Regions from separate parts of the Homo sapiens genome. Here region 1 is linked to region 2. The links are chromatin contacts, found by Hi-C in ENCODE. All regions are on one chromosome and are shown on one strand. Each heading gives the region's core, a stretch centred on a gene start or an enhancer-like site at or near the end of the contact. The rest is flanking DNA. Distances are from core to core; before and after follow the strand shown.

Region 1 (5,546 bases), core at 656-3,155, 530 kb before region 2:
AAGAAACATTGGTAAAAATCATGAAATTCACTCAATCAAATCCCAGACCTGAGTATATGCAGTCTTGAGCTCTAGTGTGGTAATTTCCTATATCTGTGAAAAAAATCATTTAACTATTAATTGTCTCAACTTTCTTGTTTTTTAAACCAAAGGAGAGTAAGACCCTAATAACCTGTGTTCAAACATAGGTGGAGAGAAGGCAGAATGACCTTATTTATGTAGAAGCAGGACACTTTCAAAGGAACAGAACCATATAATTTGTATGACATAGATTGAGCATTAGCCAAGTACATTTGTATCAATGATAGTTAGGAGGAAAATCTCTTGCTTTTGTAAGAGGTATGAACATTACCTTTTCTCTGAACTGACCTCAGCATACAATCATTCACAGCTTGATTAGGGAACGCTAATCTCCCCTAGTTATCAAGATAAATGGCTTCTCTGATTACTCTGTTTTCTTTCAAACCCTTTCTCAGACCTACATCATTAATGCTCCGCTTGTGACTTTTCAATGGAGCACTTATTTTAGTAGCACACTTAACCCCATTAGAGGTTCAAATCTAAACCTTTTTCCAAGCAAAATTCCTCCAAGCTGTTAGAAACACCTTAATACTTATCTATATCTAATATCAAGGAAGTTATCTCATGTATGGGTGAGATACATAAATGTAGGCAATAGTTTTCAGCCCGATTGCTCTGATGTGAATTACTGTGACCAATTTAGCAATAGAAGAAATCTATGTAAAGAACTTCATAACGAATATATAGATTAAACTTAATGTATCACTATCATCATTAGAAGGACAGGGTATGGATTAAAGGCCAGACTATCTCAGAAAATATGCCAGTCTCCCTTAAAATAATAAAAAATACATCTCTTTTCCAACTCATCTAAGAATTCCCTCCCATTCTGTTCCTTTAATTATATTTTTATTAAGTAAGGTCTTTATTATACTTTAGTACGTTTTTATGTTCCTGTCTTGTTTTTGTTGTCTACCTTTTGCTACTACCTTTTAATACACCTTGACTCCTGGGCTCACAAAACAGAACACCCATTGAATTTACTTACAGATTGAGCACTTCAAAAGACTCTAGTCTTTGTGCTCCTGTTCAGAACCATTCAAAATATGGATGAGTTTCCAAACAGGAAGGAAATGGAATATGCTAAAAACTCACAGTTTTGTGTGTAGTCTGTAGCCTTAAATCATCCGAAGTACCCCAGATCCTGCACACCAAGGAGTGCCATCCCACTGTTTTGTCCAAATGAAAGAGAACCCCCTCCCAGCATTTTAGAACTTGGACCTGGCATGCCAACTTAAATGCAAATGGTCCCTCAAACTCAGATTTGCTGCGAGATCCATTTTTAAGTAGACTATGCTCCCTGCAGACCAACATGCAAATGGTGCTCGAGTATACGTAAGAATCACAGAGGCAACGAAAAGACACCAACCATACCTATTTTCGCAGCCTCCACTTTCAGGTTGAAATCCCAGTTCCTTGGCAATTTTAGGGACATTTTGCTTCCAGTTTAAGTGAGTAGTTAGTGAAGCGGTGAGTCTGTCACAGTTTGCGCCCTTCTTGTCTTTTCACTCTTTCCCTCTGTTTTTGTGTCTGTTTTTGTTCCTCCTTATGATTGCTTCACAAGCAATCTTAGGCTTGAGGCTGATTTGCCAACGTGTCTCCTCCTTTCTCTTAGATGAAAGGTCCATCCATCTGTCACTGGAGGATGGCACCCAAACTCCCCCAGCCTCCACCCTCAGTCCCACAGGGGCTAGCACCCTGCTTTTCTTGCTTTCAGTTTTACCAGAAATATCCCAGTTGACACTTCCCTCTGCGTCATGGGAAGCAAAGCTCCTTTTCGAAAGAATCTCAGGCCTTACTGAGTTGAGGTCGTGATAAACAACTGCTGCCTCTTGGTTTTGTGTGTGTGTGTGTGTGTTTCTTTTTTAACTGTCTGCTTCCTTGCATTTGAGGAAGTGGGTGGCTGTTCAGTGAAGATGATACATTATGAGCACTCTTTCTTGAGAAAATGGTTTTTGGAAATGCTTGAAAAACCAGAATGGTTGCTTCTGTTATAAAAGATTACAGTTTTAATTAGAAGAAAATGTCGAAACTCCCATCATCTACTTCAACTCTAAGCTCTCCTCTTCCTCACCTAACGGATCAAGCATCCAAAAATGGTCAGAAAAACAACAAGCATTCCCCCAAAGTTATCTTCTTTTAAATTCTTCCTGCTGTAAGGACCATGTCGCAAGCTCTCCAGGTGCTCAGGATAAAGTTTGCAAGTGATCTCAGCCTGATGTAGGGAGGGTTTTGATGTATTTGGCTTAATGAAGCAACTTAAGCTAGGTCGACCCACTCACATATCCTAAGGGTTCTTTGGCATTGTACACAGGGTGTGGGCTTTAGAATCAGGGTGTGTGGGCTGTATACATGGTGTGGGCTTCCATTTGCTAGCTCTTCAACTTTTGAACAAGCAACTGAATCTTTCCAGACCTTAATGTCCTCATCAGTAAAATGGGGTTGATAATAACCACAACTCAAAGGGTTTTTGCAGAGGAATCTAGTGCAGAGCTTGACACAGAGTGGTTGCACCACACACATTAATTCAACCTTTATTCTATTCTATTTAGTTCAGTTCTGTGACAAGCTTTCATGTTTAACTGGGTCAGCCTAACCTAGTGCTTAAGCATTTGGGCCCTGGAAACAGATCACTGGTAGTCAAATCCTGGCTTTCCTGCTGTGGGACTATGGACAAGTTTCTTGACCACTTTGTGCTTCAATTCTTATCTGTAGATGGGGCAAATAATAGGGCTTACTTCATAGGCTGTTGTGAGGCTTTAGTAGAAAAGCCAGTACAAAGTGCTCAGAACAGTCACTGCTAGCCAGCATCTAAGCTGCACGCCTTGCTCCATTCATTCTCCAACTCTCCTAGATGACTCTGTCATACTTTCTTCTTCACCTGCCACTTGCTTACTCTTACTGACGACCTGGGTTCCCGTTTCATTGAGAAAATCAATGTAACTGAAAGAGAATGTCCACAAGCTTCCCTCACTCTATCTGCTCACCTACCTGCATGCAAGCTGTATCCCTGACCTTATTCTTGGTACAATGGGTGAACTGGCTGTTAACACTCTCCCATCCCTATTGCATCATCAATTTCTTCTCTCTCTTTGATCCTTCCTGTCAGCGTTCAAACTTACTATTTTTTATCCCATAAAAAATCTCTCTGGATGCCACCACCCCCTTGGGCTAGAGTCCCATTTCTCTCCTTCATTTCTGAACCAAGCTTTAGTAAGAATTGTCTAACTTGCAAATATCTCTCCTCTTATTCTCTCCCGAATCCCTTGGTTGATGTTTTTGCCCCTATGACTCCACAAAATATATTCTCATCAAGGATACCTACGACTTCCCTGTCACTAAACTCACAGGTCAGGGCTTCATCTTCATCTCACGGGCCCATCAGCAGTGTCGGACACATTTGATAGCTCTCTCCAACTCTGAGCCCTCTGTCCATGGGGCTCCCACGGCCCATGGTTGGCCTGGCTGTCTGCCTGCCTTTCTGGCTTTTCCGTGTCTGTTTTCTTGCTGATTCCTTCTCATCTCTCTGACCTCTAAATATTGAAGGAAACCAAGACTCGACTGGACTCTTTTTCCATCCACACTCACACCTTGGTGAGCTCATCTGTCTCAAGGCTTTAAATGTCACATATTTGCAGATGATTCCAATGTGTATTTCCAGCCCAGACCCCCTGAACTCCAAATCACATGGATCTCTGCTTAGATCTATAGTAGCCATCTCAAACTAAATGTATCCAAACTGTATATCCAGAGAACGAGGCTGAAGGAACAGTGGTGACCTGGTGTATACTCCTGTCTTCAGGAATGAAAGGAGCACAAGAGAGAAGAACCTTGCAAGCGCATTTAACGCCTCTGCGCACACCCTGTCTGCTCACATTCCATTGGCCAACACAGGTCACATGGCCAAGCTCAAAGTCAGTGAGGCCGGAAGTACACCCAGTCCTCAGCAGCAGTGGGGAGGGAGAAGGGCCGGAGGGGTGGAAGAAGGGCCGGAGTGTTTGCTGATCAAGACTCCAATCCACCACACTCACCCAGTCTACCCAGCTACCCTCCAGCCTCCCCAGGGAGCTGGATTCCGCTGAACTTGACTCAGCTACTTGGAGACATTGCACTACTGCCTGCCTGACCCAAACACCACTGCTCTTTTTCGTATCCCAACTTAATTAAGCGGGTGTGAGAGAGGTAGCTGTCTGGCCCGGCCCAGCAGCATCTCCACGGGGGAATTCGACACCATCTAAAATTTCAGTCCTGGGACCTTTAAACTGAGGAATGTTGAAAATATTTTGAAGGTGTCATTAAGAAACACGCAGGGAACTTCCTTTACTTTTCAGGGTAGGTTCCTGTCAGTCTTGGAAAAACTCGTGACCCATGGGGGAAGTTAGTTGTGCAGATGCGGAAAGGCAATCAGATGGAAAGCACACTCCCCACAAGGGCCCAACACAGCAGCCTTCCCCCACCACAGAGCTCTCTCTCGGTCAGTCAACTGGGTACTGCGCTCCCTCTCTCTGATCTTCATAAAATGAAGAGCCAAATGCCTTGCCTGGTCCCAAAGTTTGAATTAGCATCTGCAGTAGCGCAAGCAAACATTGTTCCATCTGTTGGCTTGTTGAATGATAAGCGGATTTATTAAGGACCAAATTTTTGCTGGACATTGGAAGAACGTTCGTGAACAAGCAGACGTGTTTTCTGCTTCCCCACCTCACCGCCCTGACACCGGCTGTTGTCTCTTACAGTCTGTTGGGGGAGAAGAACAATTAAGTGAACGATTAAATACAGTGTGAGAGAGCTATGTTGGGGAAAGTGTAGGGAGCTAGGGGGGGTGTATATGCGAGGGGCCTAACTGGACTTGGGGAGTGAAGGAAGGGTTCCTGGAAGAAGTGTCTTTTAAAGTAAGGCTTGACAAATGAGTTAGGGAGGCAAGGGGGTTGGAAAAAGGATTCCAGACAAAACCAACAATATGAATGAGGCACGGAGAGAAGAAAGTTCTTCAGGTCGCTCCTAAGAAGGATGAAAGGGGTGGGGCTGAGGAGAAACGAAGCTGGAGAGATAGTCAGGGCTGAGCAGGGCTGGATCACACAGGGCAGGTAAACCTTGACAAAGAGTTCTGACTGTATCCTGGGGAAAACGGAGGTCACTAGGGAGTTTTCAACAGGATAGGGGTGAGGAGGCTGTGGCAGATATCTAAGAGAGAGGAAGAGTGAGGGAGAGAGGTCGGCAGCATGGGCATGGAAAGAAGGGAAAACAACACAGGAGTCATGTGAGTGACAGAATTGATAGCCCCAGGAGAATTATTACAGCAGAAAAAAGAGGCACCCAAGATCCCAGCTCGTCACTGGAAGGGTGTAGTTCCAATCACAGAGATGGGGCACGCACAAAAACAGTGAGGATTGGTAATGAGGAACAAGGAGAAAACGGTGGGCTTAGTTTGGGGCATGTTGATTTAGGGACCCAAGGGGCACTTGAGT
Region 2 (5,270 bases), core at 1,449-3,948:
ACAAGAGAAACTTGTCTGATCTCACATTTAATCTTAACCTCCTTTCCTTCAGTATCAGGCCTCCCTTTTTCATGGTTAGCCCTTCCCCTGTGCTTTTGATCTTGTGCTATCTCATCTCTAGGATCTTACTTTGTTAAGTTTCTCTTTATTTTCCCATATGTCTTCAGCTTCTTCCTCTCTTCAGTTTATAACACAGTCGACTTCTCTTTGATTTTGATCCTGCATGTACCTGGAAGTTTCTCTCTGTTCTTTCACGTATTTGAACCTTTTAAGAGCCGCCGGGCGCGGTGGCTCACGCCTGTAATCCCAGCACTTTGGGAGGCCGAGGCGGGCGGATCACCTGAGGTCCGGAGTTCAAGACCAGCCTGACCAACATGGAGAAACCCCGTCTCTACTAAAAATACAAAATTAGCCGAGTGTGGTGGCGCATCCCTAAATCCCAGCTACTCAGGTGGCTGAGGCAGGAGAATGGCTTGAACCCAGGAGGTGGAGGTTGCTGTGAGCCGAGATCGCGCCATTGCACTCCAGCCTGGGCAACAAGAGCGAAACCCCCTCTCAAAAAAAAAAGAAGAGCCTACACAATCACCTTTATTTCCTTATTTCTGCTAATTTCTTGGTCTACTGCAATCTGGCTTTCGGCTGCTATAACTCCACGGACACTGCTATCAAGGTCATCTTCATTTTATCAACACATTGTCTAATTGCCACATCTGGATTGATTTAAAAAATCTACAAAATCACTTGTGACCTTTGGGGAAATTTGAACACTGATTATTTGATACCAAATAATTAATTTTTAGGTGTGATAATGTTATGATGTGTTAAAGAGTTTTTATCTTTTAGAGATAATACTGTTTAGGCTAGGTGCAGTGGCTCACCCCTGTAATCCCAGCACTTTGGGAGGCCGAGGTGGGTGGATCACCTGAGTTCGAGACCAGCCTGACTGACATGGTGAAACCCCATCTCTACTAAAAATGTAAAAAGTTAGCAGGGCATGGTGGTGCATGCCTGTAAACCCAGCTACTTGGGAGGCTGAGGCAGGAGAATTGCTTGAACCCGGGAGGCAGAGGTGGCAGTGAGCTGAGATTGCGCCATTGCACTGCAGCCTGGGCAACGAGTGAAACGCCGTTTCAAAAAAAAAAAAAAAAAAAGATAATACTGATTACTTACAAGGAAATGATATGTCTGGGATTTGCTCTGAAATAACTGGGGTGGGATATAGATAACATTTTTCTTATGTTTAATGGTTGAAACTGGATGATGAGCATATAGAATTCATTATACTCTTTTTTCAAACTTTGTGTGTGTTTGAAATTTTCTATTATTGAAAAGTTGGGGCTTTTTAAATAAATGGAAAAGGGGAGAAGGAAGTAACCAAGAATAAAATCAATAAGAAATAATTATTTAATTACAATTCAGAATGGCATGCAGACTGTAAACTTTAATAATAAGTGGCTGTTCAAACTAATTTTCACCAGTAAAAGAATTGGGACTTTGACAGTGGAAGCATAATGCCTGGCATAAAGCAGATGCTGAGTAAATAATTGGTTGACTGAATTAGCTAGCAAGAGCTCAGAGCTGGATTACATAGACAACTCGTTGGATAATTTTAAAGGCTGTATACCTTTGGGAAAACCTGGTAGTTACTAGTCACCCCATTTGTTTTCATAAATAATAACAATCCATAATGGTATGGTGCTTACCATGTCCCAGGAATTATTCTAAGCGTTTTACATACATTAATTCTTTTAATTCTCATATTAGCCTCAGGAGAGGGGCACAATTACTTTCCCCATTGTACAGATGAGGAAATAGAAGCAAAGAGACTTTAAATAACTGGCTTAAGTCACACAGCAGGTGAAGTAACAAAGCCATGATTTGATCTTAGGCCATCATGTTTCATAGTCAATATTTTTAATCATAGTATTATATAGTCTGTCTTCAGTAAATCTTACAAAATTAATGTTATAATTGTCTACATGAATAATTCTAGGCAAGACTAGATTTGTCTAAGACATAGGTATTCTGATATATATATATCAGAATATATATATATAGTGTGTGTGTGTATATATATGTATATGTCATTCAATTCAGTGTTGGATTTTTATTGAATTTATTCTAGGCCGTTGTGACTTTATTTCTGTCTGTTGGCTAACCTCTCTGGACTAGGAAATGTATACTCTGTTGAGGTGATTTGCTCAAAGTGGAAGCCTTAGTTCTAACTTGGCATGATAACTTTGGAAAAGTGACTGAGTGCAAGATACTACCTTAGATAATTTAAGCAGAAGACTAGATTGGGGCACAATTGAAAGTAAGAGTGGAAAATCAGATTCAGCTAATTTTTGATAAAGCCAGTGTAATTCTGAGTGGTTTAGATAAAATTAGTAAACACAAGGGCTGTTTTGTAGACTAAATGTAGGTGAAAGATTAAATCTTTTATCTAAAAAGATGTCTCATCTCTCTTTTGTTAGAAGGTCCCCTAAGAAGAGCTTGGCAGACTCTGAAGGAACCTCTCCTTTTGCATAATGAACTGCCAGTAGAAACCCTTCTAGCCGTTAGAACGCTGTTTCTGTTTTTAGTAAACAGTTTCACATTCAGGCAGTTTTGTTTCTGGTTTGAGTATTTACAGGTGATGTGAAAGTTTAAGGATAATAACTTTGCTGTTAATGTCTGCTCTTAATCACATTCGTCTCAGGGAGGTTTGCTGTTTTGAAAACAGTGTTTTCAGAGAAAAAGGTTATCTGTAGTTAATTTGATTTCCTCTTTCATTTCAGCATTTTTTTTTTTTTGAGACAGAGTTTCTTTCTTGTTGCCCAGGCTGGAGTGCAATGGCGCGATCTCGGCACACTGCAACCTCTGCCTCCTGGGTTCAAGCTATTCACCTGCCTCAGCCTCCCGAGTAGCTGGGATTACAAGCATGTGCCACCACACCTGGTTAATTTTGTATTTGTATTAGAGACAAGGTTTCACCATGTTGGTCAGGCTGGTGTTGAACTCCTGACCTCAGGTGATCCACCCGCCTTGGCCTCCCAAAGTGGTGGGATTACAGGTGTGAGCCACTGTGCCTGGCCCTAAAATGCCATTTATTGTTAAAACATTGTATGCCGTTAATTTTGAAATTGACTTGTGCAGTTGTTGCTTTACATTAACATCTTCATAAATTTATTATACAGTTAATGTTTCTTAGACAGTTTACCAGCTGTCATTTATCATTTACTTGGTAATTTAGTGATCTCAATTCTGATTTAATTCACCTAGTCACTGAGAATTACTTATGCTTTGCTTGCTCTCAGTAAAGCATTAGAATTAAGTAATGACGAGAAGAACAAAGGATTTTCTTAAGTATAGTACATGAACTTAAATAGTTTGGGTTACCTTGTTTTAGTGTTACAGACGGTTTTTAATAATCCCTGGATTCAAATTAGCCGGGTATGGTGGTGGGTGCCTGTAGTCCCAGCTACTCGGGAGGCTGAGGCAGGAGAATGGCGTGAACCTGGGAGGCGAAGCTTGCAGTGAGCTGAGATCATGCCACTGCACTCCAGCCTGGGCGACAGAGCGAGACTCCGTCTCAAAAAAAAAAAAAAAAAAAAAAAAAAAATTCCCTGAACTCTCTAGTATATATTAAATATTTCAAGTTTTTAAACAAGTAGTCTCAAGTAAAGGACTGGCCGGGCACAGTGGCTTACACCTGTAATCCCAGCACTTTGGGAGACCGAGGCAAGTGGATCACCTGAGGTCGGGAGTTCGTGACCAGCCTGGCCAACATGGTGAAACCTCGTCTCTACTAAAAATAGAAAAATTAGCCGGGCATGGTTGTGGGTGCCCGTAATCCCAGCTACTTGGAAGGCTGAGACAGGAGAATCACTTGAACCCAGGAGGCAGAGGTTGCAGTGAGCCGAGTCTGTGTCATTGCACTCCAGCGTGGGAGACAGAGCGAGACTCCATCTCAAAAAACAACAACAACAACAACAACAACAACAACAAAAAACGAAAAAAGAAAAGGAAGGACTGGCTTTATTTGCTTTATCCACACTGTCAAATTTTGGTATTGTGGCAGCACTAAGAAATTTGTAGTTTCGGTAATGAGGTTCATGACATATAGTAATCTCGTTATCTAGCACAAATTTGAGTAATTTGAAGAAATCAGTTACTTTAGCTAGTGAAAAAGTCTAGCTATCTGCGTAACAAAAATAAAACTTCTTGAATCTTTCTCAGAATGTTAGAGCAAAAGATAAAAGATATGGAAAAATGTGCAAGGAAAGAATGATTTGGAGAACACAGAGTGATAGCGTCTGACTGAAAGAAATTTCAGGAGCTGTATTAGATAACATAGAAGGGGAAATAATCAGTGAAATAAAAGGAGAAATTTCTCTTTCTTGAAAAATTGAATCTTTTGTTTAAAAGCATTCTGATTGCCAAGATTAGATGAAAGAACATCTATGTTTAGTTTCAACTTTTGTAATTTTAAAATTTCAAGAGTAAAAAAACCCTAAAAGCCTCCAGACATAGAAGTTGTTACCTAAAAAGAATAGGAGTCCGCTGGCATTGGACTTCTTCACAGCAGCAGTAGTTGGTAGAAGGCAGTGGAGTAATACATTCAAAGTTCGGAGTTTCTAATCCAGAATTTGATAACAGCCAAATGATCACTCAAATGTGAGAACAAAAAAAGACATTTTCAGAAATTTAAGGACTTGGGAAGGTTAACTTAAACGAGTTCTTGAATATGTACCTAGCAAAATGAAATAGAAGTTCAAGAAAGAGGATGAAATGAGACCCCAGAAACGGAATTCCTAACTAACACACCAGTGAAAATCTCAGGATAACAACTATGCCATAGGCCTAGAAAGCAGTTGGTTCAAATTAGAACGAAATGGCAGAGTTGTCTGTGAAGAATGTCTTCAAGAAGAAAGTAAAAGCCGTTATATGAATTATGTGGTGGAATTTTTTAATGTTAAGATAAAAGTCAACGAGAGAAAAAAAAGAAACTGGGGGATGCAGTATGACATTCTTGGCAGTAAACCACATTAAGCTTTGGAGGAGCCATACGTGTAAGTAAGTCTTGAATAATGGAGGCTGAAAGTAAAAGAAGACTCTTAAATATGCATTCTTTTGTGGAAATATAATTTTTTTTAAAGGAAAATAGGGTGGGGAGTGGAGTGTGGTACAAAGCTAAAGAAAGGTGCAGCTAACATTCAAATGCAACATCACATAGGAACAGTAGATAAAATAAGAGGAAGATCTGGAAAATGTGATGTAATGGGATGGGA

Evidence for each region. Hi-C counts contacts between places; a loop is a spot of excess contacts on that map. Pooled maps may share reads with other maps.
Region 1: a loop to region 2 is called in a map with no recorded cell type, with 5 times the contacts of the local background. The contact joins the promoter of ARHGAP25 here to the enhancer-like site in region 2. A Hi-C loop is called at or near these places in 4 of 37 single-sample maps with no recorded cell type and 4 of 50 pooled maps.

The regions. Positions count from the first base shown.
Region 1 is chr2:68,731,170-68,736,715 of GRCh38, reverse strand. It overlaps ARHGAP25 (Rho GTPase activating protein 25), which reads right to left and starts at 1,905. Exons shown (of 11, transcript NM_001007231.3): 1 at 1,456-1,905. The coding sequence starts at 1,516.
Region 2 is chr2:68,201,124-68,206,393 of GRCh38, reverse strand. All of the region lies in intron 2 of PPP3R1 (protein phosphatase 3 regulatory subunit B, alpha), which reads left to right. Among named protein-coding and RNA genes, the nearest start is that of PNO1, 46 kb to the right of the region's middle. RefSeq lists an enhancer at 326-826. Within about 2 kb of position 2,698, at least 4 of the 41 ENCODE cell types and tissues checked have a DNase peak (open chromatin) inside an H3K27ac peak, as active enhancers do.